Linked DNA regions of Mus musculus: regions 1, 3 and 4 are each linked to region 2. A link is a loop called in an ENCODE intact Hi-C map of the cell type or tissue named here. Cell type or tissue: left cerebral cortex. All regions are shown on one strand. Each heading gives the region's core, and the rest is flanking DNA. Links, peaks and the distances in the headings are about the cores only.

What was found. Hi-C counts contacts between places; a loop is a spot of excess contacts. Peaks named below come from ENCODE experiments on the same cell type or tissue, not always from the same donor. Only the 100,000 strongest peaks of a DNase experiment are listed, where the experiment ranks them.
Region 1: a loop joins it to region 2, with 3 times the contacts of the local background. A loop is called at or near these places in 37 of 42 quality-filtered maps.
Region 3: it touches region 2 in a loop (4-fold over the local background); 2 of 42 quality-filtered maps call a loop at or near these places.
Region 4: it touches region 2 in a loop (6-fold over the local background); 37 of 42 quality-filtered maps call a loop at or near these places.

The regions. Positions count from the first base shown.
Region 1 is chr6:17,721,330-17,729,527 of GRCm38, forward strand. The region is part of intron 1 of St7 (suppression of tumorigenicity 7); the gene reads left to right. Among named protein-coding and RNA genes, the nearest start is that of St7, 31 kb to the left of the region's middle. In left cerebral cortex, for the core only: a CTCF peak has its summit at 4,906 (motif pointing right); a DNase peak (open chromatin) is centred at 4,926.
Region 2 is chr6:17,839,238-17,847,435 of GRCm38, forward strand. It overlaps St7 (suppression of tumorigenicity 7), which reads left to right. Exons shown (of 16, transcript NM_001289624.1): 4 at 5,672-5,726; 5 at 6,962-7,077. Gm52894 (a long non-coding RNA gene) reads right to left here and starts at 1,801. Exons shown (of 4, transcript XR_003956410.1): 1 at 1,256-1,801. In left cerebral cortex, for the core only: a CTCF peak has its summit at 3,741 (motif pointing left); a DNase peak (open chromatin) is centred at 3,732.
Region 3 is chr6:17,023,638-17,031,835 of GRCm38, forward strand. No RefSeq gene overlaps it. Among named protein-coding and RNA genes, the nearest start is that of Tes, 37 kb to the right of the region's middle. In left cerebral cortex, for the core only: a CTCF peak has its summit at 4,113 (motif pointing right); a DNase peak (open chromatin) is centred at 4,126.
Region 4 is chr6:17,670,715-17,678,912 of GRCm38, forward strand. No RefSeq gene overlaps it. Among named protein-coding and RNA genes, the nearest start is that of St7, 19 kb to the right of the region's middle. In left cerebral cortex, for the core only: a CTCF peak has its summit at 4,859 (motif pointing right); a DNase peak (open chromatin) is centred at 4,861.

The sequences.
Region 1 (8,198 bases), core at 3,473-5,972, 120 kb before region 2:
CATTTCTGAAATCCTAGATTCCAGGCCCATAGAAGACAACAGAGGGAGCCAGAGGGGCTGGAAATGTAGGTCAGTGCTAGAATACTTACCTGGCATGAGGTCAGACCTTGAGTTCCATTCCTACAATCCCAGAACTGGGGTGGGGTTAGGGAAGGAAAGAGGGAAACAAGCAAAGAAACGAACGAAGGAAAACAAGTGCTTGGATATGTCCTATGAAGATACTGATGCTTCACGGAGAGAAAGCCTTATGTTAGTGAAGTTCCATCAAGAGACTGTAATGAAATAACTGTTTTCCAGCAGTGTGGTCAGGAATGTGTTGCGAATGAATACATTATCAATAACAAAGGGTCAGTGTGTTGAGTCCTCTCGTTCCAGCTGTCTCCCTTCCGAGGGAGTTAGCTTTTCTACCCAAATAAAATCCTAATAATCTCTCTCCATTTCTCCCTTTACCTGTCTTCGGTTAGAAAATACTGTCAAATTCATGGTGCGTCATGAGTCGCTCTTTAGTTCTTTCTTCTGCTTTTATTTCAACCCTTATAATCTTATTACACTAATCTCCTAGCTGATCTTCCTGCCTCTAATCTCTCCTAATCTCTCCTGCAACTAGGATATTGCTTTCAAATCCTTTAATATCTTTCTGTTGCCTAGCAAACAAAATGGAGAATCTATACCTAGTATCTTAGGCTCTATCTTCAGTGTCAACGGACCTGACAGCTGGATGTTGGTATGGCCTCCCTTCTTACTCCAACCCCCACTTAAGGAATGTGTTATTCCTGTGTGACCATTTTCATCGTGCTCATATTTATCATCTTACAAATTCTTCACTTTAGTTGTTGTGAAGGCCACTCAGTTCCTCTACAATTCCTATAGCTCTCTGAATCCCAATGCTTTCAAATACCCCGAGCCCTAAATGTCCCCTGACTAGAATGCCCCACTGTTTTCTAATCACCCACCTTGTCCTGTACTCCTGAGAACACTGCCTTTTCCTCCAGTTTTATTTCTGATTGATGGTGCATGGTTAGGCTGTCAGCCCTTAGCCTCTTCTCCCTAGTACATGATCTTGTATAAAAGCCGAACTCTTTTATTTGGCATGGGTCCCAAAGGAAAACAAATAGTTTATATGGAAAACCCCCTCACAAGCCTGACACATTTTTTTTTAAGTTAGAATTTTTATTTTAAGATAATTTCAAATTACAGATAATTTGGAATCTTAGTTCAGCACCCCATGAGGGAGAATACACAAATGATGTAGTTCACTCTTATTGTGAAATATGTTAGTGTGTGTTTTCTGCATATAGAGGCATTCTCTTACATAATCAGATTAGCATCCAAATGAGAAATAGCATCAACTAATCAGACATCGGAACAGTACCACCATGTAAGTCTCAGATCTTATTCAAGTTTCACCAGTGACCCCAGGAGTTTGATTTAGCGCAGACTATCCATTTACAATCTTGCACTGAAGTGTCTTGTCTCTCACGACCCCTTCAATCTAGAAAGCCCCTTTATCTCTTTTGGATTTTTATGACTGATACTTTTGAGGGCTTTATGAGGTCATTTTGTAGAGGTGTGTCCATTGATCTTAGTGATTGAGTTTGAGTTATTTATGTTTCCTTGGCTAGATTATACCAGAGTGGCTGGGCATTTCTCATTGAAGCCTTCTAGATAGCACTTAATTTTCATTTGCTCTGCACTGATGGTTCTCATTTCTATCACATAGTTAGGATTGAGTTTGTTTCTGGGAGAATTCTTTGCTGCACAGTTATTTCCTTCAGTAGTTAATGAGTACTTTTGGAAAGCCACTTTGAAACTCTGGAATTCTGCATCAGACCTTAATATATTCATTTAGTTCTTCATTCCAGGATAGACTCTTGGTTTTCCTTTCTATTCAGTAGAGAATAATTTGCTATTATTATTATTGACAAGTTCCGCTATGTCTGACTGACTTGGTAATCACTGTGTTGCCCAGGCCAGACTTGTGAGAGTCTGGTTGCCTCAGTTTCCCAAATGCTGCGGTTATAAGCATGAATCATTATTCTGGCATCTGTTATCATTTTGATACTCATTGGTCCCCCAGCTGACATCTTTAATTCTTTGCTGTACAGGTATTGTGAATTTTTTGTTTTGTTTTTGTATCAGGATCTTATGTAGCCCAGTTGGAATGGATTATGTGTCACCTTGAATGATCTTGAATACATGATCTTTTAGTTTTAGTGTCCCTAAGTGCTAGGATTCCAGGCTGGTGCCACTAGCATGCCCAGCCAGTGGGTCGTGCTTTGAACACTCAGTTACTTTCTAAGATATTCAGTCTCATTATCATCAGCAGTTTCCTTCTGGTTCCTATTTATGTTGGTTTGGAGAAAAATATTTAGAAGAGATGATCTGGGCACAAGATACAATTATTGCCATTTTGAAGTTGTTATTTCTAGTTTTTAAGGATAGTGAAGGAGCCTATGCATGCACACACATACAGACACATAGAGAAAGAGACAAAGTCAGAGACAGAAACAGAGAGACAACAAAGAGGGGCAGACAGAGAAAGACAGACAGGAAGAGAGAAACAGACAGACACATACATACAGAATGTCACATGGAAATTGTTTTCTTATCTGTGTAGTCCGTGTTTATCGGTTGTCTTGTGTTCATGAGTTGACTTGATAACTCAAATCCCAGCTTTATCTTCCAGTTTTCTTCCTTTCCATATTTATTCCTTCCTCTACAGGTGAAGAAGTAAGGATTATCTTTAATATATTTAATGCCCTTTCTGTGTGTCACAAGTGTTTGTTGACATCTCTTTTCTCTTACTCCAGCTTTGACATACTTGGTCTCTGAGCAGTTTCACTCAGAGTTAGTACTCATGGGGGGTTGGGTGCCAGCATGCAGGATTCTCTGCATCCTCTCTGGCACACGGCTATCCTCCCCAACACTGCAGCCGTAGACTCCATCTGTGATCTCCCGTTCTAGTTTCCTGCTTAGGCTCTAGTCCTTCGACAGGGCTGTATCTATGCGTAGATCCAGTGTTAGGGTTTCTGTTGCTGTGAAGACACAGTGACCACAGACTCTCATAAAGGGAACCAGTTAATTGGTGCTGGCTTACATTTCACAGGTTTAGTCCATATTGTTAGGGCATGCAGCATAGCAGCATACAGGCAGACATGATGCTGGAGAGGTAGCTGAGAGTGCTACATCTAGATCATCAGACAGCAGGAAGAGAAAGTGACACTGAGCCTGGCTTGAGTTTCTGAAATCTTAGAGTCCACCCCCACTAACACATTTTCTCCAACTAGGCCACACCTCCTAGTAGTGCCAGTCCCCATGAGCCAGCCCATGGGGCCTCTTCTATTCAATCCACCACAGGTGCTCTCTCTCACGTTCTCTGGGCTTCATTGCTGTCTTTACCCATCAGTCTCTGTTCCAACGTTTGCAAAGATACCTGTCCTGTGTGATCGATCCCCTTACTGGTCACAAAACTAGCATTTCTAGGAAGGGGAAGACCCAGTTTCCCTTCTCTATCTTCTTTCTTTTTTACTTGTAAATCTCAATAACCTGTTATGTGGTTAATATAGATTTGGGATTGCATATTCTCCCATTATTGTTAGTTTACAAAAAATAGTTGTTCTGGGTTTCAGACCTGGGTCATTGCGCAACATAGATAAGCCCTACCATCGAACAAGCCCCAGCCCCAGATCTGGAATTTAGAAAGTATTGTCCTCTTTCATTTAGCCGTACCATCATGTGTGTTTGAACATCAGAAGAGAACAAGTGAAAATTAAGTAGCTCCCAGTTCTTAGTGTGGGATTGGTCTAATTCTATAAATAAGAGAGGACTCGAAGAATGGAACTGTACTGCAAAGATTCTGTATCCTGAAAGCAAGTCCCAGCCTACACCCATCTTTCTCAGGAAGGGAGGCAGGTAAAGATACTTTTGGATATTTAATGTTCGGATAATAACCTAAAAAGGCCTCTCTTGTGAAGCGGATAACCTTTTTTTTTTTTTTTTTTTTTTTTTTTTTTTAAATCTCTGGGAAACTTTTCCTCTTCTCTGGAAGCAGGCTATAGATTAATCAGACTCTTCCGATGTGGGAGAAGGACCTGCTGGTCTGTCAACTTTTCCACTAAGAAACAAAAGTTACTTCCGGAACCGGAGTTGCAGGCTCCGTGAGAGGAAGGCTTGTCTGTGAGGACACTTGTGGTCCCAGCCCAGCTCCGTGTCAAGCTTCAGGAGGCACTGGCTTGAGTTAAACTGTTGGCTAACTTTGGTGTTTACTTAGACATGATCCTAAACTCCATGATCTTACCTCACGGGGTTCCAGACTAAGGTGGGGCCTGGCCCTGTTAGCCAGCGTGTGGTGCTTCCAATCTGAGAGATCTGCTGCGATCCAGCCGATGGCTCTCCCATCCATATTATACATAGCCTGATGTGCAGTTTTAGACAACTCCACTTACTGCTTTACATGATTTACCCACATTTCAGGACACAGAAATAGATAAGCCATATATGAATGATGGCTCTATCATTTAATGCCTGTGTTCTTTAAATTATTTAATATTTGAGGGTCAGTTTCTTAGATAGTGGTTGATTTAATAATTAATTTACCGGGTACTGTGAGGATTAGTTGGGACATAACATATGTAATTGGGGCCCCCATTCATGACCTAGTGCTCAGTACAGACCTTGTTTACACTCTCACTCCAAGAGGGTCTTATGATGCCAAGTCAGGCGGTACCGTACTGTCCCAGTCACTGTAGATGCTTTACCATTACCTGACACCTGCCTGCCCCTGGAAACAGTAGCTACATGATTAAATTTGTTAACAAAATTGGGTCCTGAACAAGAGCTGTCAGCGATTTGGGTTTGGATCCTAAATCCTTTGCATCAACCACACCCACAGTCAGTAACTCTTCTTGCCACTAGATGGCGCTTGTCCATGAGTCTGTGAGGCTCTCCTACATGGAGGGAAACTTTTCATAGATCTTTGAGAATTATGTAATGTTGTTGATACTCATGCTTACCCTGACGAAGAGATGTTTTTATGGTTGAAGTGCTGTAGGGTAGGGTCAAACAGCTGAGAATTTAAAACTTCTGTGAGAGCATTCTGCGAGAGCATTCTGCTAGGCATTCTCTGTTCTAACTGCCCAGCCCCTACGTGTAAACGAGATGTTTAAAACAAACAGAAAACGAGAGGAGGAAATGAAATAACAGGGCTATGACATTCCTATCGCAGAGATGCGTTCGAAATTGGAATGAGGCTAGCTCCTGAGTTAGTTAGAACTATCAAAGTTAAAACCAACTGTGCAGAGTCTGAGAGCTACTTCTCCAGGGCAACTTCCTTTCGATTTTTCAGTACGATCAGGAAAATATAGCATAGAGTTCACACTGAGTCCTACTGCTAGTGGACAATCAGCATAGTGCACACTCAGGGAGCTCACATCACTGCAGGTTAGTGACCCCTTAAAAAATGTGAAGCCTTTTCTGTATTGTCTCCTGGTAACATTCCAGGGACAGTTACCAGGCCTGCCTGACTTGAAGATATACAGATAAGACCTGGATCCTTCCTTGCATAAAGGTAGGAATACTTAACTATATTTGGCTGAGGTGAGTTGATCTGCCAGACACAGTATATGGAAAAATGAGGAAAGAATTACCGAAGTCTGTGGCCTAGGACAATCTTAGATGGCCTGAAGTGGGAAGCGTGTGAGGTATTTCCTTCTCACTGTAATTTCCATGGAGAGATGACATAACCAGTTAGGGACTTAATAGTTTGGTAAGTAGATAATTTACAGTTTTTTGCCATTTACCAAGTAGAACTCAGAATAGATATGGACACATGTGATTAGAGTCTATGTTTATAAAACATGAGAAAAATTTAGAGTCTAATGAAAAGCCAAAGAATTATGCTAGACATGATGGAATCTAGAATGTCTCCAGGCATCGACATAGTAGGAAGCTGTGGACTGTTTTCCCAGAATCAAATAGTTCTTAGAATGAATACTTCCAGATACTTAGGTCTTTTCTGTTGTCATTGTCCTTATTTCTTAAATGGCTGTCCAAATACTGGTCCTTGGAGAAAGTGAACACCCACGCCCCAAGCCCTGCTGGCATCAGATAAGATAGGGAAGAGAAGTGGGAGGGTGGATGCTGTATTAAGTTGGAGATGCTCAGATCCTCAAACTGAAGGACCACCTAGTAGGTGGAAGTATGAGTTAGAGGTAGAGAGTAGATTTTAGACACAGTCGCAGTCAGCTCACTGGTATACTTAAAGTCCCCAAAGTAGATTACTTACTGAAGAAGTAGTTATACACAGGAAGTATTAAATTGCATTCTGAGCTTTCTAATCCAAAGTGATTGGGAAGATGTGAAGAGCCAGTCAAGAACAGGAAAGGGAAGGGAGGGGAAGGGGAAGAGGAAGGGGAAGAAGGGGAAGGGGAAGAAGGGGAAGAAGGGGAAGGGGAAGAAGGGGAAGAAGGGGAAGAAGGGGAAGGGGAAGAAGGGGAAGGGGAAGAAGGGGAAGAAGGGGAAGAAGGGGAAGGGGAAGGGAAGGGAGAAAAAGAAGGAGCAAGGTCCTTTTGGTGAGAATTACGCTCATTTTGAGCACTCAGATGGTCTGTCTGTCCACATTGCCAATCTCCAGCTTCCCTTGCTCCACTCCTTCAGTATCATCGCTTTCAGGTCCCTGCTTTCTCAACAGACCACTACCCAGTGTGCAGGGATTCCGAGTATGATCCTAGCCAGGTGTGGCAGTGCACAGCGTTAGTCCCGTCACTCAGGGGGGCAGGGCAGATCTATGTGAGTCTGAGGCTATCCTGGTCTATAGAGTGAGTTCCAGGACAGCCAGAACTATATGGGTATCCCCTGTCTCAAACAAACAAGCAAAACCAACAAAAAGAGTCTAATCCTATGCCTTCTTTTCTTGCAGACAAATGGAGAAAATGTATTATTTAACGAGGTGAGCTGGACAGAAGGCTCAGTGTATAAGAGTGCTTGTTGCACAATGTGAGGGTCAGAGTTCATATCCCCAGTGCCCACATGCATACCTCAGCTTGACTGTGCAATGCCTAACCCCAGAGTTAGTACATGGTGGATAGAGAAAGAATTACTAGGCCTTACCGACTGCCAGCCTAGGTGAAAACTGAGCTCCAAGGCTGGTGAGAGACTTGTCTTAAGGCCCCCACACATGTTTCTAAGGGGTCCTCAGTTACTCTCCACCTTATTCAGCAGGGCAACATTTCTCCAGTGAATCTAGAGCTTGCTGTCATGGGCTAACCTCACTAGCCAGCTTGTCTCCACTTTCTCAGTGCTGAAATTAGAAGGTAAGCTACCTGGCATTTCTGTGGGTGTTGGGGACCTGATGCTGCTTGTTAGCAGCGCTTTATCTGTTGACCATCTCTCCAGCCCCAGTGTGTGCTATATATAATACATCATGAACTTCCTGACTAGAGAAGCCACTGTCGATCTTTGGGGAAGTTACCCTGATTTTTATGGTGGAAATGATTAGATTTATCTAAGAGGCTGTCATTTTCTTTCAAACCTCGGACTTAGTGTTTTTAGGAGAAACCGTTGGTGATGTTTTTGTGGACTAGACTATGAAAACGAATTCTACAAGACATTAGAGGAAATACCTTGACTTGAAGCTTTCTGTTAGATACCACAACAGAAAAGGGGCAGAAGATGTATGGCTATGGATGAAAATTTAGTAATATTTTATGTTGAGAAATCGATCCTTGGAATAAATGTAATGGGTCCTCATTTAAGTAAACATAATGTTTCCCCATCGCAATAAATGACTGGAGATTTCATTACAGACAGTCATTTTCTCTTTCTTCATTTAGATTCACGTTTGAACTTAAGATGTTTCTTATGTATTTTTGAACAGGGTGCCATGTAAGAATATTGTATATTGTATAGTTGAGAGATGCTCTGATTTACCAAATCACTTTTCCTTTATCTTCCCTCCCCCTGTAGTCCCCTTGTTGTTCCTCTGGACAGTTTTGATTCTAGTAATGCATATATTAATCAGTAGAAATGCAGATTAAAACTAGATTGACATTCCATCTCACCTTGGTTGGATTGGAAATAATTAAGAAAATAATACTGAGGATGTGGACAAAGGAAACCTGCAGGTGGGAATGTAAAGTTGTCTAGCCACTACAGAATAGCAATATAAAAGTTAATCACAAAATTAAAAACAGACTCTCCGT
Region 2 (8,198 bases), core at 2,440-4,939:
TTTCCTAAATAAGCTTTAGTGGCTTAGTCTGAAAACATGAGAATAATAGAAATAAGAACTTCACAGAATATTCTGGGAATTAAATGAGGCCAGGCAGAAATTCAGTCAGAGGACAGCATTCTATATAGGAGATAAACTGACTTTAGACATAGAATTGGGAGATACGGCTACATGGTCAGTGACTCCTTTACACACAAGCTTTTCAGAGCTTTCAGTTCAGATGTTTCCCTTTGCAAAATTATGAATTTTTATGTATTAGGGACCTTTGGTGGTTGCTTATTAATAGTCTTAGTGATGGTAAACTAGATATTTACATGCCAAAATTTAGTGCATGGCTGGAAAGTGATTTTCCCTAGCCATTGTTTTTTTCAAAATCATTCCATTAAAATGTATAGTGTAGTACAAAAGAGATGTTTATTTATATAGTGGAGAAGTCTAGAATGGATTCATTCAATTCCTAGTGAACATACATTTACTTAAAACTTATTTCAGGGTTAATACATTATTTGGTGGCGTTGATTTAGTCAGAAATGTCCAGTTAGAAATGTATGACATGTGAATAAAAAGATTTAGCCATCTCATCATGTCTTTGACGAAAGCGGTACTATCTTGAATAAGGCAAACCATACAAATGGTCTTAAAAGGCACAATTACTAATCCTGTTTTGTTTTTTGTTTTTTGTTTTTTTTTTGTTTTTTTGAGACAGGGTTTCTCTGTGTAGCCCTGGCTGTCCTGGAACTCACTGTGTAAGACCAGGCTGGCCTCGAACTCAGAAATTCGCCTGCCTCTGCCTCCCGAGTGCTGGGATCAAAGGCGTGCGCCACCACGCCCGGTTCTAATCCTGTTTTTTATTAGCAACACAATTTGTTAAACGAAGGCTATCCGTGTTTCCTTTACCATTTTTTTTTTCTTTAAAATTATTTTCTCCTTACACAAGCAGTTTGCTTACTCTAAACTATGATGCCTACAAAATGCCACAAAACCATAAAGGCTTTGGACCTGAGGTCCATAAGCGACAGCCCAGGTCCCGGAGACGGGGATGTGAGAGCAAGGGACCAGCATCAGGGACTGCTGGTGCTCAAGGCTGTGGGGAGCTTGAAGCACACTGACATTTGAAGCACAGAAGGTAGATCCCGGAGGAGTTACTCAAATATAAAAGTGAATCATCTTACCTCCGCTGAGATACTGACATCCAAGCTGAAATGAAATCAAATGTTACGTACCGATAAAAAAAAAAGCAATCGAGACGACTTACGGAGCCAGCCGTGTTAGAGAAACCGGGCGGGCCTGTGAGGAACCGACTGCACCTGTGCTGAGGTGGAAAATGGCGCCCACGCAGCCCTCCTCGGCGGCGCCTGCGACCGGTGCGGAGCGGCTCCGACTAGCCCGAGGGTGCAAGCAAGGTCAGGCCAAAGCAGTCCTGCCCAGTCTGCTGTGGTGCTGCGGCGGCGGCTGAGGGGTCGGCCTCCCGGCCCGTGCCGGCCCTTTCTGGTTTCTGGACAGGCTCCACTGCTAGCATGGGCCCATGGTTCAGCTCCAAGGTCCCATCCGTCCTCTGCTCTCTGGGATCATGGTGTCCGGCCCAAGCTGGCTCCTCTGCAGGGGCAAACGCAGTGGCCGGAGGTTCGTCCCTGTTCATGTTCCTGCGCTCGCTCGCTCGCTCCCTCGGTGTGGTGGGCCTAGGATCCTCAACTAGGAGTAGCATGGCAGTTTGCACAGGCCTCTCCCTCTCAGCCGCTGCTCCCCACGTGGCTTACTGGCAGTTCTGTAGGTGTTTTCTGCCCTGGGGGTTCTGTCCCGACAGGCACAAATCTGGAGAGAAGGTCTCTGCTTGAGGCTCCATCTTCTTTAAGTTGATTAAAGCTCAGATAGCTCAAGGCCCCTGCTGCCCAGCTTGGAAACAATGCCCCTTCGTGTTGTGGTATTCTCCTTTGCAGCCAGCAGGCCCAGCACAGCAGTCGGGTGTTTGAGAGTTTTTCTCAAAAATAGTTATTTTGAAAAACTATAAAGTAGTTAGGGCTTAGTTATTTTTTTTTTCCAAAGGAGTACTTCTAATAATTGCCTAAAATTGATCAGGATGATATATCAGATTAGGTGTTCATTTCTGAAGTATCAAAGCTAGTAACTGTAGGAAAATCCCACCAACGACTGATTCACTTGGGGTTACTCTAATAATAATAATCATATGTTCAATGAAAACTTTAGACACTTTGGAATTATTGTTTTGAAGTAACTGACACTTCGCGAGAGGAAGTTTGAGATTTGTCCATCCACTGGACAATTTAATTGATGAAATTATAGGATGTTGAAATGTGGTTTTGCCAATTGTAGGTTAACAGACAGAGTCTAGACATCAGTTCTCAGCCCTATTTACTGTGACCCTGGAGGAAAGGGTCTAATATGTACACCTCACTAATTTATATAAGGAATGTAGATGATAAGCTGCAGACCTCCTTATAGAAAGGATCAGTGAAAGCTAAGCTTACACTATGATAAAAGTTGCTATTTCTGCTGTGATGAAGAGGCTGGAGGCTGTAATCTCAGCACAGAACCAGGTGAGTCCCCGTCTACACAGGACTGGGGCTGCCCATACCAGTCACTCATGCCAGGAAAATGCCAGCCAGGCTTATCTTCAGAGGGAATTTTCTCATTTGAGGCTCCCTCCTCTCAGATGACTGCAGCTTGTGTCAAGTTGACATAAAAGCATCTAGCCCAGGAACTGGGTCAAAGGTACCAAGTGCTGATGGTAGTGATGGAAGGTTTTAGTGGGACCTGGGGAAACATCCAGCACTTGCCTTAGAAATCCTTAATGGATTATGTTTTATGTTCTTTGTTTCCCACATAGAAACAACTGTCCCATTTTGACAAAGAAGTATATGTGCTCTATAGACTGGGAAATGTCGTGTTGTTTTAATGGTAGCTGGTTCCTCTCCCCTTGAGTTTTGGTATTCTTTCATACATGCTGAGGTCACAACATTTCCATCAGAGCTATGACTGGAGACTCTGTTATGGACACTGACAACCAAAGCACAGAGAGTATTCTTGTATTAGGAGCATACTTACAAGTAGACTCTTAATGATGTGAGCAAGCGCCTAATGGAGTCCCAGTTGACTTTGAGTGCTTCCCAGTTGTCTCGAAATTTTAGGAAGATAATGAAGAATGGAACATTCTTTTTGAAGGGTAAATTTGAAATATGATCTGAAATAAGTTCATTCCCCAAAAGGATACACAAGAAAAGCATTTATGTGTTAGCTCTCTTGCCCTGTGGAGGTCCGTCTCTCTGGAATCTTCATGTTTGGCATTTATATCATTTGTTCATGGTATACTAAGCCACACCAGGCAACTGATATTTATGGGGTGTGTTCTCTGGAGTCAATTTCATGCTAAAACAATTTTCCATAGTAAAGATTATAGAAAAGAGCAGCAAAGATGAATCACATCACTTAAGGCAAGAATTTGCTGTGTGTATATAGATGACCTTTATATTGCTTATTTCTTAAGGAAAAATAGCCTGCCTTGGGCCCTAAATTTCAACAATGTAATCTGGGAAGATAATGGCTTTGCACTTTGTCAGCGCCTTTCCCCCTTCACATCTGCTGCAGCTAATTGCATCTCAGTTTCTAAGTTTCAGGGTTAGTTTAAAAGTTAATACAGAACAGTTTCACAACATCAAGTTAACAAGAGCTTAGTTCTTTAAGTGATAAATTTAACATTTCAGAACGTTTGCAGCACCCCCTGCTGGCTATTTTTTGGAAATTCCTAAACTGAGTGTTCTTCAGTACGGCTTGGTGACTATCTGAGGTACACACAGTATTTCTTTTTAGAGTTATTTTTCCTTAGAAATATTTTGCTTAAACTGAGGTGATAGGGTTGAAATTTAACCAAAGATAATTTTCATCCTAATTTGTCAATTGGGTTTTGAATGGTGCTTATTTCCTTTGGCACTATAATAACATACTTGTTGGAGAAAACTGTTTGACAGAATTTTTTGTAAAATGGTATTTCTAATCAAATTAAATATGAGAAGAAATATCTTTTCAAATATCCATGTTTTATTGTACATTTTTTTTATCATTTCACGAAAGACACAGCTTACTTTATGTTAACTAAAAACCTTGAAGGATTTATGATGAAACTTGAGTTTAATTGAAGAACAGTCAGAGGAGGTGGAGTTAGAGGTGCACCAGCTCTAAGGACAGGAATCACAACTGTTCAGCTGACCACCATGTTTCAAGCCAAGATCTGGAATCACAGTGTTCATGACCCTTCTAATGGGCTTTTTGTTTGGACAGCAAATAATTAACTAAAGGAAACATAATTTTCTAGTTAGTGTCATATGAAGTGATAACTATCAAATCTCAGTTTCTTTCTTAAGGACAGAATTCATACATGCTGCATTAAGTGACAAATTATGTCAAGTGACAAATTTTTGTGCCATTATAAACTGAGTAAATGTAAAGTGAGACCAACTTACTTTAGAGATAAATTCATGTCTCTTACATGAAAACGTACACCCCAGGGTAAGTTGGTACCTGCTTTACTATTCAGCAGTAAACTAAAGGGGTCATACAGAATGGTGCTTTACATGTCTCTTCCACTGTTAAAAGTAATAACTACTGGGTAGATGGATGCGCATGTGGGTGGAGGGATGGTGGAGGCTGCTGGAGGGATGGTGGAGGCTGCTGGATGAACAGGCCTGCTGTAGAGTCCTAATGAATCATCTTCTGACTCTTGGTCTCTTGACTTTCTGCCGTAGTTGTGACTGTACACATTAGCGGGTATGTTCTTTGAGGACTGATGTTTTGACTCTGGTTAAGTGAGTTTTATTTTCTAACAAAACTGTACTTATCCAGAGAAATCTAGTGTTGTGAATTATTAGGTAGTCTTCATAGGATGTGTGAAAACAACTGTAGTTTATCAATCACATGCTCACTATAACATGACCTTAAACCTTGTGATGGACTTCTCTAAGTGAAAGCCCCATGGTCTTAGTTTCTGTGCACCTTGTATAACAAGATATACTTTTAGTAATTCACAACATGACATTAGACTGTTGCTCTCTGCTTTGTCAGTATAAGTAAAAGATGTGAAGATGCTCCAAAATGATTTATTTTCATAGAACTTCTTCCTGCAATTGTGGTAACATTAATTCTCTTATCCCTTCCTAGAAAAGCAATATTAATCTAGTGAGTTATCTCCAAATAAAAATTGCCATCATCCTAATGGACCAAGTCTAGTGCTCTGTGTTGTTGCAGAGCTGTAGTTTGTCAAGGATAATGTCATTGAGAGATATGTGCTAGAGTGACAGAAAGTAGTCCCATTTGAATATGTACTTTTTTCCTTTATTGTTGAAAGTTAATTCATAAAATCTGCTCAAATCTCATAGAATGACCACACAAAGTTACACAGTAGCTGATGTTGGCATGCACTAGCATTTGAAATATGAGGAAACTTGAGCCTAGAGATTAGGTGACATTTCCCCTGTCCCAGTGCCTGAGAACTCTCAGTGCCTGATTAATCTCCAGGGTTGTGTTTTGTTTTTCAGTTTCCTACATAAAGGATGGAGAATCATATATTCTTATCAAATGGTCAGGAAGGGTGTTTTACTGAATTAATTAGCTCTTAATATCATTTGACTTACATGTCATTTCATATTCCTCTTTGTTACAGAATGCAAAGTATGGCGAAATCCACTGAATCTGTTTAGGGGTGCGGAATATAATCGGTGAGTCTTGCCAGTGAGAAATGAATGAGTGGTTTAGAGAGCAAAGATAGCAAGTGCTGCCTCTGGTTCATTTAGGGGTCACGGAATAGTGTGTTATCACTTTCCTCCCCCCTTCTTGATCCTCCATCGTTTCCAGCTCTTCTCCTCTTTCTTCCTCCCCTACCTCCTTTTCTCTTCAGTTGGAGACAGGGTTTTATTGTCCAGAACTTGCTTGGTGGCTGGGTGCCTTTGCTCCCGATCCTCTTGCCTCACAAGTGAGTTCTGGGATTATAGCATGCCACCACATCCAACAGCTTCCGCATTTGGGGATACAGTCATCAAGTGGTTTGAGTTTTCTGTTTTATAGATACTTTGGCATTCTAGTTTGGAATAATATACAAAGTTATAGGTTGTGATTGTTTTCTATTGTACTTATTCTTAGAAAAAATTATTAATGTCTGTGTATGTATGTTGCATGTAGTACTCTGAGAAAAACTTGTGGGAATTGTTCTTCCCTTGCACTGTGTGGGTCCTAGACCTTGAACTTGGGTTTTCAAGAGTGGTTGCAAATAGCCCATTTGCTGAGCTACCTTACTGCCTTCTGTTGCAGTTATACTCTTTTCAATATATATCATACAGACCCCGGATTCTGAAGGCTCTGCAACTTCATGATATGGATTCCAGAGAAGTTATATTGCAACTTAATAGAGTGAAGTAATTAGGCAAATTAGAAATTCATAGTTTGGGGAAATATCTATTTGTAATAACAATTAGGGAAGTTTTCCATTAGCAAAGACTATTAAAATGTTAAGGCAAAACCAAGAGAATATGTGTATTTTGTGCTATATAATTCCCGAAGGAAGAACAGGATGACTTTTTTGAGGGTTTTTTTTTTTATTTAATTTTATGTGTGTGGTTGGTTTGCCTGCATGTGTCTGTGTGCCAAGTGCATGCAATGCCAAGGGAGGCCAGAAGACAGCATTGGATTCCCCTTGCAACTGGAGTTACAGACACTTGTTAGCTGCCATGTGGTTGCTGGGAATCCAACAGGAGTCCTTTGGAAGAACACTCAGTGCTCTTTCCCACTGAGCTTTCTCTCAACCCAGGGCAGGATTTTTAAAAAAAATATGGTGTTCATGAACAAAGGTATTTTAATGCTCAATAGTGGTTTGCATTTCAGTCTCTGTGCACCTTCCTCCTTTATAGGTCTTTTTCCTTTCTCAAAACTGTCTAACCATCATATTTGCACCTGACAGGTACACTTGGGTCACAGGACGAGAGCCTCTGACCTACTATGACATGAACCTCTCTGCCCAGGACCACCAGACATTCTTTACTTGTGATTCAGATCATCTTCGCCCTGCAGATGCAAGTATGGAAAACCCTTCAGATACTTAGGGCTGGGAAAGTTTTCCAGCTTGTTCCAAATCCTGGTTCTGATGTTGTAATGTCTGCTCTACAGCTAGGTTTGCTGGCGCACATCTGTAATCTCAACACACAGGAGGCGACCGAGGGAGGACATCTAGTTTGAGACCAGCTTGAACTATGTAGGGAGTTGCAGGCCGGCCTGGGCTCTATAAGAAGAACAAGGAGGGCTAGGGAGATAGAGCAGGAGGTAAAGTTCTTGCCCTGTAAGCATGAGGGCCTGATCTTGATGCCTTATCCATGTAAACAGAAAGAAAACCCAGATTTGGTAGCATATCGTTGTAATCCCAACTCTGAGTAGGCCGAAACAAGTGGATCCCTGGGGCTTGCTGGCCAGTCAGCTTCAACTATGTGATGAGATCCAGGCCTGTCTCAAAAGAAGGACAAAAGGGAAGAAAAGGGAAGTGGGGAGAAAAAGAAAGGTGGATCAAGTACTGACACCCGAGGTTATCCTTTGGACTACACGTATATGCCCACGCACACACATGTGCATCCCTCTCTCTCTTCCTCTCTCTCTAGCCAATGAATAAAAAATTAAATTGACTAATACAAACAAGAATTCATACGGAATATGTATATGAAATTTATCCACAATGATTATCAATGTAGAAATAAGGCTTATTATTCTCTAGAACATGATTTTAAAATATCAAAGTAAGCTCTATGTATTTGGAAACACACAAGGTGAGGTAAACTTCAAAGGTGAGGAATGAGGGTCTCCTTAATCATATTCTGATTAGAAGCTGGGATTTGGCGAATAGGGGAGGTGGGGGTGGCGCACGCCTTTAATCCCAGCACTCGGGAGGCAGAGGCAGGCGGATCCCTGAGTTTGAATCCAGCCTGGTCTACAGAGTGAGTTCCAGGACAGCCAGGGCTACAGAAAGAAACCCTGTCTCGAGTTGGGATTCATTCAATATAAATGACTACCCTATAAGAAACTGACTTATAAAATATGAATTATCAAATTTTATAAGGATATTGTTATTTTTAAAGTCCTTGCTGCTATTATTGAATATCATACTAGGATTAATATTCCTGGGCACTAAGCTTCTTCCAATATATTCACAA
Region 3 (8,198 bases), core at 2,726-5,225, 820 kb before region 2:
AGGGAGAGACTCCACCAAGCTAAGCATCCAGCTTGGGAAATGGAACTCACTGGGTTTGCTGCTCCTCAGACGCTGTGGGATGAAGACACAAAAGGGCTCTTTCTGGATGTGCTCATTTGTGCATCAATTTAAAAAGATAAAGATAACTTTGTCTAATTTAACAATCTTAGTAATGATTTGTTTTCAAGGCCTGAAATGTATCATTCCTGGCCTTCATCATTTCTGTTGTATGGCTGCATCTATCTGAATCTAAATACCTCTTTTATATGGATGTGTATTTTCTTTCCTATGTTTGGGGAATTTTTTGCTATAGCTTCAATAGATAGGTTTTATATATCCTAGGTTGTGAAGGCTTTATACATCTTAGGTTTTGATAACCAACTCTTCTTCTATTTTACTTCCTAGGTTTGATCTCTTTATCACATCCCAGAGTTCTTATAAACTATGGCTTAATTTACTAATTGTTCTTAACTGATGCCTAAATATAGAACACGTTCTGTCTTGTCCTCCAGCCTTGATAGACTTTTTCCCTATAATTTGTCTAGTCTATTAGTGATACATCCTACTCCATTTTTATTTGATTTTACTGAGTCTCATTTTGTACATTTTATTACTTCTCAAAATCATATCTTTGCATTTGTATTTATGTGACTTTCTTCCCAGGTACTTTCTCTAATCATCTCTTTGCTTCTAATCCTCTATGAAATATTAACTACATTTACAAGTGACACCTTTACCCAGTCCAGTACCTTTGGACTGAGTAGTTAAGGTAATTAAGGAGTTAAGTTCTCTCAGAGGAGTCGTGCTGAATGCTTTATTGTCACTATTGCATTTGTGTGTCCTCTGGATGTCTCTTCATGCCTTATAGTGGTTTCTTCTGATCTCAAAGACTCAATCCCCAGGAAACCTACAGAGGGGAAACAAACTGCTCTAACAGCAGCAACAGCAAAGCAAAGGAGATATAAAAAATACTTAAATTCACACATAATCAATTATTCATTAAAGCTCCTAAATACACCTCAATTAAAATTACCATAAAAGAGAAAATGTCGCAACTGATGTAGTATGTACTATGAAATTTAAAAAATATGTATTTAAAGTAAACTGTTGTGCAAAATTATTCTGGGTTTTTTACACCATTTAGACAATGTAGTTCCCAAATAAAAGATAAAAAACCCTCTATAGTGATAATAATCCTTAAAGCATTAGAAATGGGCAAATATCTACCCTTTATGCTATTTTGTCTACTTCCCCATCAATAACCCCAAGATATCACTTGTCATGTTTTCCCTGGCTGCTCCTACTCCAACAGGCCGACCTTAATGGCCATGTGCTCATGATGCACCTACCCCATGGAATCTTCTTCCTTCTCCTCATCTCCCCCTTTCCATGTGGTTCCTGCCAGAGAATCCCAAGTCCTGGAGCCTTTGATCTGCCCCACTCTCTTCTGCCCAGACCAGGCTAAGGGCATCTTTATTAAATCAGGGATAACTTAGGGATCAAGTTGGTTTTTTTAAACAACAAAGCTGGCATGGGTGGGGATCTCCTCTTCCTTGAGGATATTCTCATGAGGGGGCAACCAGATCTTAGGGTACAGAACTTAGCATTTGAATACAAGCAGCATCAGACCAATTCCCTACAGTAAATACAGAAATAGTAAATGAATAAGATAAGTGATAGAGACAGCGAAGGGGACAAATAGAGAAGCAGGGTTAAACAAAAGACAGATAAAGAAGAATAGTTGTAACAAAAAGCACACCATGTGCTTATTTCAACCTTGAAGGCAGTTATATACAAGTAACATTATACGGGCTGAGCACATTGTGTTTACCAATTTAGGAATACACAGACAGACAGACAGACAGACAGACAGACAGACAGACATGCGCGCGCACACGCACACACACACACACACAGAGAGAGAGAGAGAAGGAAGCCATGAATTTGAAAGAGAGTTGGGGATACATAGTGTGGTGGGGGCAGGGGGGTGGAGGGTGAAATGGAAAGGGGAACATTATTTAACCTTCAAAGAGCAAATCAAAGATAAAGAGATTGACCAATAATGAAATGAATAATGACAAAAGGAAATCAGAAGTGTAGGACAAAAAATTAATCTGGGCATTAAAGTTAAAACTGAAGTTTTAAGCTGAATATTGAGTTGCTCATTTGTAATCTCAGCAATTCAGAGGTGGAGGCAGGAGGATTAAGAGTTCACAAAAGGTCACCATTAGCTACAGAGCAAGCTTGAAGCCAGCCTGGGATACATGACACCTTATGTAAAAATAAAAACAAAACAAACAAACAAAAATGTAAGTCAGAATTCTATCACAAGCCCCGTTAAAAGAAAACATGGTAAATAAATGCAACGTGTGAGAGAGGTTCCTTCCTGAGTCCTGTAAGATTGGCGTCTACGGTCCATAGCACTAGGGTGTCGGATGTAGCTAAGCTGCAGATCTGTATCCCTGTGTTTTAGGCTGGTCCCACCCAACCGTGCAAATGTCAGTCACCTACAGAAGAGTTGTGTTCACTGCAAGAAACTCAGTCTCCACACTCACTCTCAGGTGATAAAGTCAGCTGCCAAAGGACTAGGCTACTTCCCACTGTATACTCTTCTTCCTGGGCCAAGCTTCTGGCTAAGGTATGTCGGCATCTGTTCTCTCCTCCTAGGACTGTCACTTCCTAGGGAGGCTGTGACAGGTTGACCTGGATCTCCATTTTGTTTATTCCTTTTTCTCAGGCCTCGGAATAACTTGGTCTTAAACAACAGATTTGTTCTCTGAAAGTGCTTACACACAGCATTCCAAGTCTCCTGAGTGACAAAATGTCCCTCACCTCCATTGTCAAAGAAATCTCTATCTTCCCAGAAGCCCCAGGGAGATCAGGTTGGAGAGAGAGCTGTGGCTTGTGCTCCCGGAAGAGCTGCTGACTTTCTCTACCAGGCTCTTCTTACAGGAGCCCTCTGTTTCTCTCTGTGCTCCTGGAGCCACGTGCCGCTCACTTCTTCTGCTGGATTGTTCTCTTGTTTCTTTGCACTTTTCCACTGTCCTGCTGTCCTATCATTCCCTCTGGGGTTCCTGGCTCTGTACCACATTTTCCTTGGGGTAGGGGGTGTTCTTTGTTGTCCTGACTCGTGGTTCACGGCACTACATGAGGCAAGGTCTGAGTGCCTGGGTATTCACAACTGCTCCCATAATCAAAACTTCCCTTGTATTCAAGAACTGCCCCTGTATTCCAGAATTGCCCCTGTATACCGGAACTAACCTCATATTTCAGACCTACCCCCGTATTCCACAACTGCCCCTCTCCTCCAGAACTGCCCCTGTATTGCAGACCTGCGCCTACACCCCCTTCCTCTACCTTCAAAGAGTGTATGAGGTAACAAATTCCTTTTATCCAAAAGTATTGATTAATCTGACAACCTGTCAAGCATTCTTCACCCGAGAGAAAAAAATGGCAGTGAGAAATCAATGCTGCCAGTGCTTTAAATAATTATAATTTTAAAATAGAAAAAATCTTGAGTAACTTATTATCTTTGAGGCAAACACACCTCCACACATACATGAACAAGCACACCCAGACATTCTCTGTCACAGTTTGTTATAATTGTCCAACTGTTTTCTCCCTTCTTTCACGCATAGGTTTATTAGGATTCCCAAAAGTGCTTTAAACAAAATAAATCAATATCTTTGATTCATCTACCAGATCACTAAGCCTTTATTAAACTCAGTCTTAGTGAAGTTGTAAGAGAACAAATTCTATTTAAACAGAAAAAGTGAGGTGGTGTCTTTCTCATCAGTAACCACAGAAATATAGAGCCCGAGTGAAGAAGATTGTAATTTCAAGGCCATCTTGGCCATATAGAAAGATCTTGTTTAAATATACACACATAAAGAGCACAACTAAACCAGTTGCATATTTTTGCTATTTCCACAACCACGGTGTTCGCATATAAAGCACAAGAATATCAATAGATTTGAAAATAATATAAATAAAAGTTAGTTTGCAATTCAAGTGTATTTGTAGAAGTAGTTATGACCGCCATATATGGATGCTCCTTGTTTGGTGAAGGAAATTGCTTATTTCAGAATAACGAGTATACATCTCTTCCATTAGGTGGCAGCAACGTTCTTCCATACTGTTAAGTTTTCAAACCTGTCATCCTAAATTGAGTAAGATACACCTCTCACAGACTTGATACTTGGTTATTCCTTCTCGAGGAAAGAGTCTCCATAAACACTGAGATTCGTGATGTATCAAATTTAACGGCTTAATGGTTAGTAGAGGAGAAGAACTTTTCAATTTTAGAAAAAGCAAGCAGAATCATTTCAATTTTTCAGTCCAGTTTTAAGAACATGAGGAAGCCTCCTTCTCGCCTTTCTCATTGGTCTTTGTCATCTGGCTGCCCTCCTGGCTGCAGAATTTATTCCTGCTTAGAAATACAGACTTCTAAATCATCTATGATATCAGGAACATTACCCCAGTTGTCTAAAAATGCACAGATCAAGTGAGAACATCATTTCCCTTCATCTCCAAGTTTATGGGGCTCCAAAACCCCACTTGTTCCTATTTCATCAATAGCCTCAGGTGTGGCAGAGTGGAGTCCAAATATGGATATAGAATTGCCTCCTGGGAGAAGTCCTGCGATACTTACAGGGCGAGAACCTCTTCCTTCATGATAAAGACTCCTGATCCAAGGAAGAGCGGGCCACAGGAGTGGGCTTCTTCATTCTAAGGCAGAATAGGTAAGTCCTACGCCAACATGGCCCTAGGGTCTTAGACAGCTACTGTCTCCAAAGTTAGTCTTGATCTAACCCTGAGAGAACTCGTGCTGTGGATGGACATCAAACCCTGTAGTAAAGCTTTTCCTCCTCAGCACCACACACTGGCTTTTCCACCTTCCCAATCCCTCTCAACCTTAAAATAATGGAAAACACTGATATTTCACATAACAAACAGAAAACTTAATGTATTATATGAAGAGGAAGTCAGTGGTTTCCCACCCCAGTATTTTCTTCCAGGTTTGACTTACCTGTGTCATCCAGCTTTAGACAGTCTAAATTTTGTTCTTCCTGATGATCATGGTGAGACTAGTGAGTTTTATACTTACTTTTTTTTATTTTATCCAGCTAAATGAAACATAATTTTTATGTGATAATGTGCTCCTGTTTTAAGGCTATGGTACGATGAGTTTTGACAAATGTGTTAATACAAGCACTCTCCTAGTCAAGACACAGAACGTATCTACCTCTTACGTGAGCAAAATAAAGTGCCTTGTACGCAACTATGACGTCACCCGGGAAGGATAAGAACACGGCCACTTTCCTTGGATGTCACACAGGAGTAAACCTCAAGAGATCTCTCTCGCAGAAGAATGAAATTCCTTGATTGCCAAACAGATTCCAGCCCTACCCAGGCTTAGCTGCCTGCCTGCATGTGTCAGAGTGGAAAGAAGGCATGAACATTCCAACAGTTACTGTGTGATTGTGCTAAGACTACAAGAATACACAGAATTTGGTTTTAGTTTAGCTTTCTAGATTTCCAAAATTCAAGTATTATATTCATATTAATTTTAATATGAAAAATTCAAATTAAGTACTAAAATATTTTAACATACTATACTAGCTTTTTTTAAAAGATTTATTTATTTATTATATGTAAGTACACTGTAGCTGTTTTCAGACACACTAGAAGAGGGCATCCGATTTCATCACAGATGGTTGTGAGCCACTATGTGGTTGCTGGGATTTGAACTCAGGACCTCCAGAAGAGCAGTCAGTGCTCTTAAACGCTGAGCCATCTCTCCAGCCCCTATACTAGCTTTATGCTCAGTATTTTTATGTTTTTTTCTGCTTCTAATACACAATCCTCTCTTATAAAAGTACAGGTATTTTCTATGTTCACCCTTGTTCCCCAAATGACACGGAGACCTTTATATTTTTTAATAAAGTTCTTGCACTAACTGGGCAGATTCTGATCTATTCTAACCCGACTATGCTAGCCCAGTCTACTGCCCAGCCACATGTCCTGTTAGCTGCCATCTTGTTCTTGCCCTGGCTTCCTGTTTCATTTGTGTCCCCGTAGCAACTTCCCTTGCCCACTGGAGACTCTACCTCTCTCAAGGCACTGGTCCCTCCCACCTTACATTCTCCTGCCCACATACAGGCTAATCAGCTCTTTACTGACCAATCAGCAGATGATGGAGAACAATGCTTTACAAAATACTGAGTAGGGAAACACTTCTTAATAATGGCAATACCAAAGTCCAGACTGCAACCAGATCTCTGGGTACAGAAGCCAGCGTTTGAGTACACAGTGCACAAAAACATCCCCCATTTCCTGTCCTTCAGTATGACCTGCTCCCAATTTTAAACAATAGTTGTCACTACTAGACCATGAAGTTTTTGTTCTGTGTATCAACTATTGAGTTTTCACCAGCTCTTGAGCTGAGATCCTTATTGGCCCCAAAGTATTGTCTTCCATTTCAGTCCCCTGTCACTTCCATTATTTTCTCCTGTCCAGAATCAGTGCACACATGCTGGCACTCAGCTCTCTTCCTCCACTCATATGTAGTTCAAGATCCCTGGCCTAGGAAACAGTGCCACCCACAGTGGATGGTGATTGTTTATTTCCCCACCCGGGAAATGAGCCAATTCAAGCCAGATTAGATTGTATTAAGGGCAGGGCTTTTGGGGGGAGCTGCACTCAGGAGAGTTCCCTGGCTCCAAGCACTGAGGCCCCAGGGGAGTCACCCCGGGATTGGGAGGAGAAAGGGCTCAAGCACAGAGAAAAAAAAGGAGGAGAGAGAGAGACAGTGAGACAGAGACAGAGATAGAGAGGCAGAGAGAGAGACAGACAGACAGACAGACAGGCAGACAGGCAGACAGACAGAAACAGTGAGACAAGGACAGAGAGAAACCAAAATGTCTGGATTATATAGAGAAGAGCCTCTGGGGGAAGGACAGCCTAGCCCCTGTCCTGGAAAGTTCTGGGTTGGGGGCAAGGTCTGTCAGGTAGAGACTGAGGGATTCTGGGAGAACCTGGAGGCCAGGTCCTCTTTGATATGTAAAATATACACCTCAGTCCCTCACCCTAGGTCTGATACCAAACATCCCAATCTTTTGTTGATTATAAATGAATAAGGGATGCCGTAATTGCCCATGACTACTTCCTGCTGACTTTGGGACACAGTTTTGGAGTATGAGAAAACAGCAGGGATATGGCCCACGTCCAGGAAAAGCTGGTTGATGCACTCTGTCCAGGTTGTGGAACCACCTTGGGGTAGGAGTGTATAGGCTCAGCTGAAGAAGTTTGTGAGGCTGGGCCGGAGCTCCTGTGGGTAGCTGTTTTGGAGCTGTCCTGGAGGCAGGTTCTGAGAGAAGACCTGATGTTGGGGACAGAAGATAGGAGCTTAGGGAGAAAAACTTTTGGGGGAATGTACATTTGAAATTCTTACACCCATGGTCTTGATAGTTGGAGGAGGGGTAGGGGGAATTCCAGAGCCAGGGAAAGGGAACTAGATCCACAATCAGGAATGGGCAAGCAGGGAAGGAAACAGGCTGATAATGGACAGTTCTTCATTTGACCTGTGAGAGGCAGATTCTCTGAAGATTGTAAGAATCTTAAAAAGATAAATCCTTTATAACTTTCATTTACCTACCTCAGAACAATTTCCTAGACCTTTAAACAGTTTATTAGAACCTTGGTTTTTTTTTTTTTTTTTTTAGAAGCTTTCATATCCTAAGGTTTTACATAAACGTTTTCTATCCAATTATTTACCATGAGTCACAGGTAGTTGATACTGGATTCAAACCTTTCGGAGACCTGAAAAGGATATATCTAAATGGTCTATGTATCAATTAAAATGACAGACTTACCCATTACCCCAACAGTCACCCCACTAGGTTCATGATGGCTTCCATGGGGACACAGGTCCAGGGCAGGATCAGTGTTCAGCTGCCAGGCCCAACAAATCAGAGAAGCCTTCCTGTGGAGAGGAACTTGAGAGACTGACCTTGCTTTGACCTAAGCAACTCTAGGCATATCCCATGTCTTTGTTTGTCCACAGTTCAGACAGGGCCACAGCAGCAAGCAAGGCAAGGGAGCAGACTTTCTCAGTGGTTATCCTACCGCAATCCAGGTGGGGCTCTTTCTTGTTGTGCCTGTATCTTCTTGGAGATCTTAGGGGAATCACTGCTAGG
Region 4 (8,198 bases), core at 3,663-6,162, 170 kb before region 2:
TGCTATCCTCTAGGTGAATATGAACACACACACAGAATACACGGCTCTGACATCTTGGACTTCTACCCGAATATGAGGGCTTGACTCTTCTTTCCCAAACACTAAAATACCCAGCAGCCCCAGCCCTCTTGTGTAATAATTAGCTCTAGTGGAAGACTTGTTCTTTACAAAGATATAAAATAGAAGTGGTTCTTGTGATTCAGTACCACAGGGGGAGAAGAAAAACATCCCTGCCTATATGCACTCACTTCCCCTCACTTTATATAGGAAAAATGAAAATAAAATCCATTCTCTGCAGAAAGCTGAGTGCGTGGCACATGTCCATAATCACAGGACTTGGGCAGTTGAGACAGGAGGGAGAGAAATTCAAGCCCTCTTAGCCACAAGAGAGTTAGGCCGGTGTGGGCTACATGAGACACTATCTCAACAAACCGGAGTACTGGCCAATTGCTCATTACAGTATACTAAGTTTGGTATGTTTATTTTTCACTTAAAACTGAAGAACGTGCTCACATGTTTGAAACTACATGGATAAAAACATGTATAAGAACTATACCAGGCAAGTTAGAAACATGCCGTAGAGTGGACTCAGAGCAAAGTTTACTCATGAGCTGATTGTGGTGGCATGATCTAATCAGAGCACTTGCAAAATGGTGTCAGGAAGATCGAGAGTTTTAGAACACCCGTGACTACATAGCTATCCCGAGCTTTTGTCCCCGCCGGCAAGAACACACTCAGGACAACCGGAATCTTCTGCGGCAAAGCTTTTACTGCTTACTTATCAGGAGGGAAGACCCCGAACCGGGAAAATGGCGCTGCTTATATAGCCCGCAGCGTGACATTTCAGCACCTGATGTGGCGTGACAGCTCCTGATTCGTTGCTTGCCCATCACCCCATTACTACGCCGCGAGATGGGCAGTGACTAGGCGTGAGTTCACTCTTGCACTTGCGCATAAGGCTTGTTTACTAGTTAGGCGCAGTGGAAGCCAGCGCCATCTTATAATGGCGATTGCTCATGGCACGCACGCAATTGCTCGCGGCACGGCTCTCCACACATAGCAAAGATGAGGCCAGCCTAGATAGACTACTTAAGACCTTGTCTCAGAAGGGAAAATAGTGAAACAGATATGGTGCACATGTTTAATCCTAGCACTGGGGAAGCCTAGGCAGGTGGATCTCTCAGATGGCAGCCTAACCTACATACTGAGTTCCAGGGAAGCCAGGGATACAGACACCCAATTTTTTTTTTTAATTTACTAATAGCTCTTCATATTAGATACAATTTTCTGTTACAGGAATTCTTATATTAAGGTATAAACTTACGTGTGACAACACACACACACAGAACTGATGAAATCCCCCAGTAAGTTAAAAGCAAAATACTTTTAATATGCTGTTAACCAAAGGGCACTACTACATTGTGTCTGGAATTCACTGAGTATTCTTTATAGGGAAATCTATCCAAGTAGCATGCTGCATTAGCATTTTAGGCAGGAAAAGCATGGTCTTTCCTGGAGGCCACGTGTAGACAGTAAAACTTAGTGCCAGTCCTGATTCTCAAGGCAGCCTCTCCAGGCAACGTGGTGAGGCAATAGAATAGTCAAAGGGAAGAAGTTTAATTAGACTCATATTTTTTCCATATACCAAGTTAAGATGGTGTCAAGATTTTAAATTATCGTTTGTTCCATATCAGTTAAAGTGGGTTCATTTTAGGTAAAGCTCAGAATCCATATAATAAAAAAATATATTTTGGTTTCATAAAAATCAAAGTTTCTTCCATGGCTTAACAAAGTCAGAATATAAATTAACCACAGAAGAAAGTATTTGCAACTTCATAGCAATGCTAAATACCAAATACCAAACAAGACCCCGTGACATAAGATCGAAGTTTCTCTGACACCTGAATCTCTTACCTGGAGAATCTTACAAGTCTTTGGCTATTTGGACTTCACCAAGAAATAAACACTTCTTGCTTAAGCTACTGCTATTTAGGGCTGGTCTATTTTTAGATGACTTCTGCCTTTCATTCTGTGAAGAACTTTGTACCAGAAGTAGGGTCTGGTAGACAAGAAAGCTTGGCATGGGCTAAAAGCTGTGTCTCTTAGCAATTGGGTACAATACAGTTTGCTCGGCATCACTTGTGCCCCTAGGTAAATGCCTGTGACAACTTTTAATCCCCATGCAGAAAGAAAGTCATCTCTAGACCTCTAGACATTCTCAACTCTAGAATATTAACAACAACAAAAACAAAAAACAAAACCTAAGCTGAGTTTAATCTGTGAAATCAAATATTTTAAGGATTGTGTATACCAACCAATTACTGACTTAAACGTGTCCCCAAATCTACTGAACTTGGCTGTTAGGACTTCTCTCACTTGTAACTTACGGCTTTCATATCCAAAGTGATAACCATCCATAACACATAATTCTGACAGGAATAAGCGTTGGCTCAGACCCAAGCCTCTTGTTTCAGTTTTCTGTTGCCATGTAACCACAGTGTTAGCAACATGGCACAAGTCTATTAACATTTCCATTGATCCAGGTGTGTGGTGTTAGCAGGACCCCCTTTGTGGTGTTTCTAGACTGAAATTTGGGGGCTGCGTTCTCATCTGAGACCTGGATTCCTCTTCCGAGTTCATGTAATTGTTATCAAAATTGAGTTCCTTGGATATTGAATACAGAAATAATGTGACTATCAAACATTATTACCCAATTACAAAATACATTTTAAAAGGGAAAAGCTTTTAACAATTATCTTGAGTTAGCAAAAAAAAAATGGAGAAACAGAAACAGTGCTGGGAAAGCTGTCATGTGTGATCACACAAATAAACACAGTGAAATTGGAAAGCTGAGAGCCAACAATAGCCAGGATTATAATGGACAGTGAAGAACTCTCCAGGAACAATGAGCAGTTTCTTCCCAGAGCATAGCTGCTTCGTGGAACTAACCAAAGAACTCCATTGCCAGAGCAGGGAGACTTTGTTTTAACTGACGTGTCATTGCATGTATTGGGCATATATGTCAATACATGTATATATGCCATGATCAAACCAGGGTAATAGGCATGTCTATCATTTCAAAAATCATTCTTCTGCTCTAGGAACATTGAAAATTATCCTGCCGTCTGTTTATGGCCAAGGTATTTGTAAATATATTTTGAGTCTGAGTCTTATTTCTGGGAGAATGGGGCTATGAAAAAGAACCAGTCCTAACTTCTACAGTCTTAAAAATAAAATTTCGCTCTCACACCGTCTCATCTGATAGTTAAGAAAAAAATATACCAAATGGGCTTTAAGATATAGCTGAATCAAATAATGGACATTTTAAAATTAATAAGCTTTATTCAGGTTGCTTTCAACAACCTTCAAAACTAGAAAGGAAAAGGGTAGAAAAGGATTTTTTCTTCTCTCAGGGCATTTACAATTGAAAAAGAATGAAAAAAAAGCCAGAAAGACAGAAAGAAAGAAAGAAAGAAAGAAAGAAAGAAAGACAGACAGACAGACAGACAGACAGAAAGAAAGAAAAGAAAGAAAGAAAGGAAGAAAAAGAAAGAAAAAGAACTGTCTTCTAGTAATGTCAGATGCTTCAGCCATAAAGTCTCACCAGCATGACTGCCTAAACACTAGCCAAGCAAGAACAACAATAGCAGACATGCTAAGGTAGCGGGAAGAGACCACATGACATCAGTCCTACATGAAGAACCAGTAATGAATGCTGAGAGTGTAAGAGTCTTCCCCAGGGAAGAGCACACTGATTTAGCAATCTAAAACCAAGTGGTCAGATTTGAAAACATACATTCAAGTATCATTACATAGACTGAACAAGTTATACTTTAGGCTACATATGTATATGCTTATACATATATACATTAATGAAAACGGGGTGTTAATTTGAAATAGCAAGAAGGAGGAGAGGGAAGGAAGAAATGATGGAATCATTTTATAATCTCAAAAGTAAAATCAATTAAAAAACAAACGATTTTACCGGAGAAAGAGGCTACAAGAGTGTGGTCAGAGGCTAACTTGCTGCAGTCTATTCTCTCCTTCCACCATGTGGGTTTGGGGGATTGAACTCGGGTACCAAACTCCTTTCCCCACAGAGTCATCTGGCAGGCCAGGCTGAACATCTCTAATTACACACACTGTTTGTCGTGGTTTGAAAGAGGATTACCCCCATAACACTGCGTGTCTGAGTGCTCGGTCTGGCGTTAGTGGAACTGTTTGGGAAGAATTAGATGTGGCTTTGTTGGAAGAGGTGTAACACTGGAGGTAGACTTTGAGGTCTCAAAAGCCCATACTAGGCCCAGTCTTCTCCTCCTCCCCCTCTTCCTCCTCCTCTTCCTCCTCCTCCTTTCCCTCCCCTCCCTCTCCCCCTCCCTATCCCGCTCTCTCCCTCCCTCTCTCCCTCCCTTCCTCCATCCCTTCGCCTCTCTCTTCCCTGTGGATCACAATGGAAAGATCTAAGCTACTGTTTCAGTGCCGTGCCTGTCTGCTGCCAGTCATAATGGTTGGTCATGGACTAAGCCTCTAAGACTGTCAGCAAACATGCAAATAAATGCTTTCTTTCCCAGCAATTCTCTTGGTCACGAGACAGCAATAGAACAGTTAACTATATATTCTGCAGCACATTCACTGAACCCATTCTCACCTGCACAGTTTTTCTTTTTCTACTTCTTACCTATTTTATGTTTTGTCGTTTCTGTTACTAGAGATATCATGAATGGCTCCACTAAGTGTTTCAATGCTCTGCATAATCGGAAAAGTGGTTTGTGATTCTAAGCATGCGCTTGAGCGGGGTGATAGGACAGGACAGTTCTGACATTTTCAGCAAGGAGATGAATCTCATGCAATTCTTGAAAGCTGCCGGCAGGTGTCGCTGTCTTCTTTTTCAGGCTGATCAAATCTGAGCACTGTTGACTGAGGACACTCAGCCAGGAAGTTCTGTAGGTATCCCACATGCAGAATACGAGTTTGTTGAAACTTGGCTGTTGTTCAGCAGAAGGATGCTGCAAACACTTTTTCCCCCACGGCAGCTGAAGAGAAGGTCCTTAAGATATGGATCTACGAATACCTCAACAAGTATTTGTAGAAAGTTTGAAAATATATTCTTATGTTTTGAAGTTTTTCTTCATTTGAGAACTTACAATCCCTCTTGTCAAAATCAAATGCATTCATGTATGTATATTCCTTCCTTCTCTTCTTCCCCCCTCCCTGTGTTTGTTTGTTTGTTTGTTTGTTTTACAATACCTACTCACCTTTTCTATATTTGGGTTCCATGGTCCTCACATTCCAATGCTCTTAACCTCAGTCACTTTCAAACATTTATGGGAGGACGTTTAGCACATCTACACTGTGAAACTTTCACCATAGTTGACTTAACAAGCTTTTTCCAAGTAGGGGTGTTTGTTCTAGGGAAGAGAGAGACACTGAACCCGTCAATAGCACCGTGTCAGAAAGAGCAGAGGATGTAGCTCAGTTGACAAAGCGCATGTCCAGCATGCCTAAAACCCTCTGCGCGGTTCCCAACAAAGCTTCCAACGGGGCATGGTGCTGCACACCGATATGCCAGCCCTGGAGGTGGAGGATGGAGGATCAGGGAGTTCACATTCATTCCTAACTACATAGATAGCTGGAGGCTAGCTTGGCCTACAGACACTTAAAACAAAAACACAGACAAACAAACCAAAAGCCCGGAAGTAGTAAGTATATATAGAAAACAAAGTAGAAGGCCTCAGAATGCTGAGAACAAATGACAGTAAGGTGCATCTTTGATGCATCTTTGGTACAATCCCTGTACCTAAGAGAACACGATAGAGAAGGGGCAGAAAAATTGTAAGATCCAGAGGACCAGGGCACCTGCTTTGAGACAGTGTCCTCTAGACAGGATGCAAATGCTACATTCATGGACTCTCAATAATATAGTCAGCTAAAGGAGACTATCACAATAACCATGCCAGTTCACATCTAACATGGATGGAGGAAACCTTATGAGGCCCTATCCCTGGTTGAAGAGCTGTAAGAAATTGGTGGCTACTGAGAGAATGAGAATTGAGAATCTGTTATATACCTTGACAAATCCCTGATAGGTTATCTAATCACATGTGATCAGTCCTAAACACACATACACATTAGTAACAGCAAATGGACTCAGCAGGTTGTGTTTGTATGTGTACATATATAACATTCATGTGTACATGCAACAACATGTAGGTGTATATTCTATATACATATATAACATGTATGTGTATATTATGTATATATAACATGCATGTGTACAATATATGTATGTGTATATATAGCATTATGTGTACATTATATATACATATATATAATAATAATTGAAGAGGTGGATATTCTGAGAGGGAGTTAGGGGGACACAGAGGAACTGGAGTGGAGAGAGACTCATGGAAATGATGCAAATATAGTACTCAATATGAGAGTCTCAAAAATTAAAATAAAAAAGCAACTCTTTCCACCCTTTCAGCTCCCCTCCTCCCCAGACTAAGAAAGAAACAGGCTTGGGTTGGAAAGTTGGCTTAGTGGTTAGGAGCACTTGCCACTTTCGTAGAGAAGGAGGTTTGCTTCTAAGCACCCACATGGCAGCTCACAACTGTGTGAAACTCTAGTTCTAGGGATCTGATGACCTCTTCTGACCTCCTTGGTCACCAGGCATGGACATCGTGCACATTGATCCATGTAGAGAAAACACTTCTACCCATAAAATAATAAAAATAAATCTAAAAAAATAAAAGGAAAAGAAAAGAAACAGGCTGATGTACAAGTCACTCAGGAAGTTAAATCCTATGCTTATTCAAAATTAAGGTAGAGCGTTTCTTTGGACATGATGAAGATGCATTGGAGGGGTCTGTTTGTATCACAGTTGTTTATTTTGTCCTTTCATCTCCATCCTCGCACTGCCCACCAGTCCTAGGTTGTAAGCTCTACAGGGGCAGGAGACTGTTCTAGTCACCAGTGTAGCCCACACTCCTAGACTTCTAAACTGCACTCAGCAAATCCGTCTTAAGAAGTAAATGAATAAGCTGGTACAGAGTCAACAGAACGGTCTAATTACATCATATAGGCGGGAAAAAAACCTCTCTTGATTGTTGTTTAAAATGTGTATTGGCCTATTTTTGTCGCTATCACAAAACACTTGATTCTAGGAGGCTTATGAATCTATTATAGAGGACAGAAGTCTGAACTGTGTGGTCTCTAGCAAGGGTCCCATGGCAGGCGGTTTGATGGGAGATGCTTTTCAGATAGAAGATAGAAAGAAAGGCTGAGAGTAGAGAAGGGCAGGTCTTTGTCTCCTGTCATCACTAAGTCAGGAGATGGATAGATGGCTCAGTGGCTAAGGGGGCTTGCTGACCTTGTAGAGGGCTGGGGTTTGTTTTCCAGCATGCACACTGAGTAGCTTATAGCTCCTGCTCCAAGGGATCCAACACCCTCTTCTGGCTTCTGTGAATACATGTACACACATGCTTACACAGACACAGACACAGACACACACACACACACACACACACATTCTCTCACATACACATATACGTGAATAAAAATAAAGATTTTAAAAAATGAATTAAGGTCGTTTCCTCCAAGAACCACTTTTAAAAGTAGCCCTCACTTCCTTGCCTCTTAAAGGATCTATAGCACCTCTCAATGGGGAACTCACTGGCTTCAGTGTTTACTGTAGTGGACTCTTGTACACAAGCAAATCATATTCAGACTATAGCGAAGCATAAAAGTAGATCAGTTCATCCAGAAAAGGAAAGTATTTCTGTTATAGTTTGGGTGTAAACCGTTCCCCACAGGATCCGGCATCTTTGCACTAGGTTCCTAGACGGTGGTGCTGTTTTGGAAGGTGCTGTAACCTTAACAAGGTGGAGCCCCGCAGAAAGAGGTGGGTCACTGTGGGGCTGGTCTGGAGGCTGATGGTCTGCTGATCTTTCCGGGTGTTACCAAGCTGCCTTAGTTCCTGCTCACCACCGCTGAGATCTGCTCCTGTTGCCATCATGACGATTGTACTGTTAGCCAAAATGAGCTCTTCCTTAAGCTATTTTATCAGACATTTGGTTATAGTGGACATGCTTAGGTTGTGAATTCTAGTGCTTTATGTGATGGGAAGGGACTCCTGGACACGGCTTACTCTCATGTCATGGGAAGGAACTCCTGGACGCAGCTCACTCTTGTCATGGGAA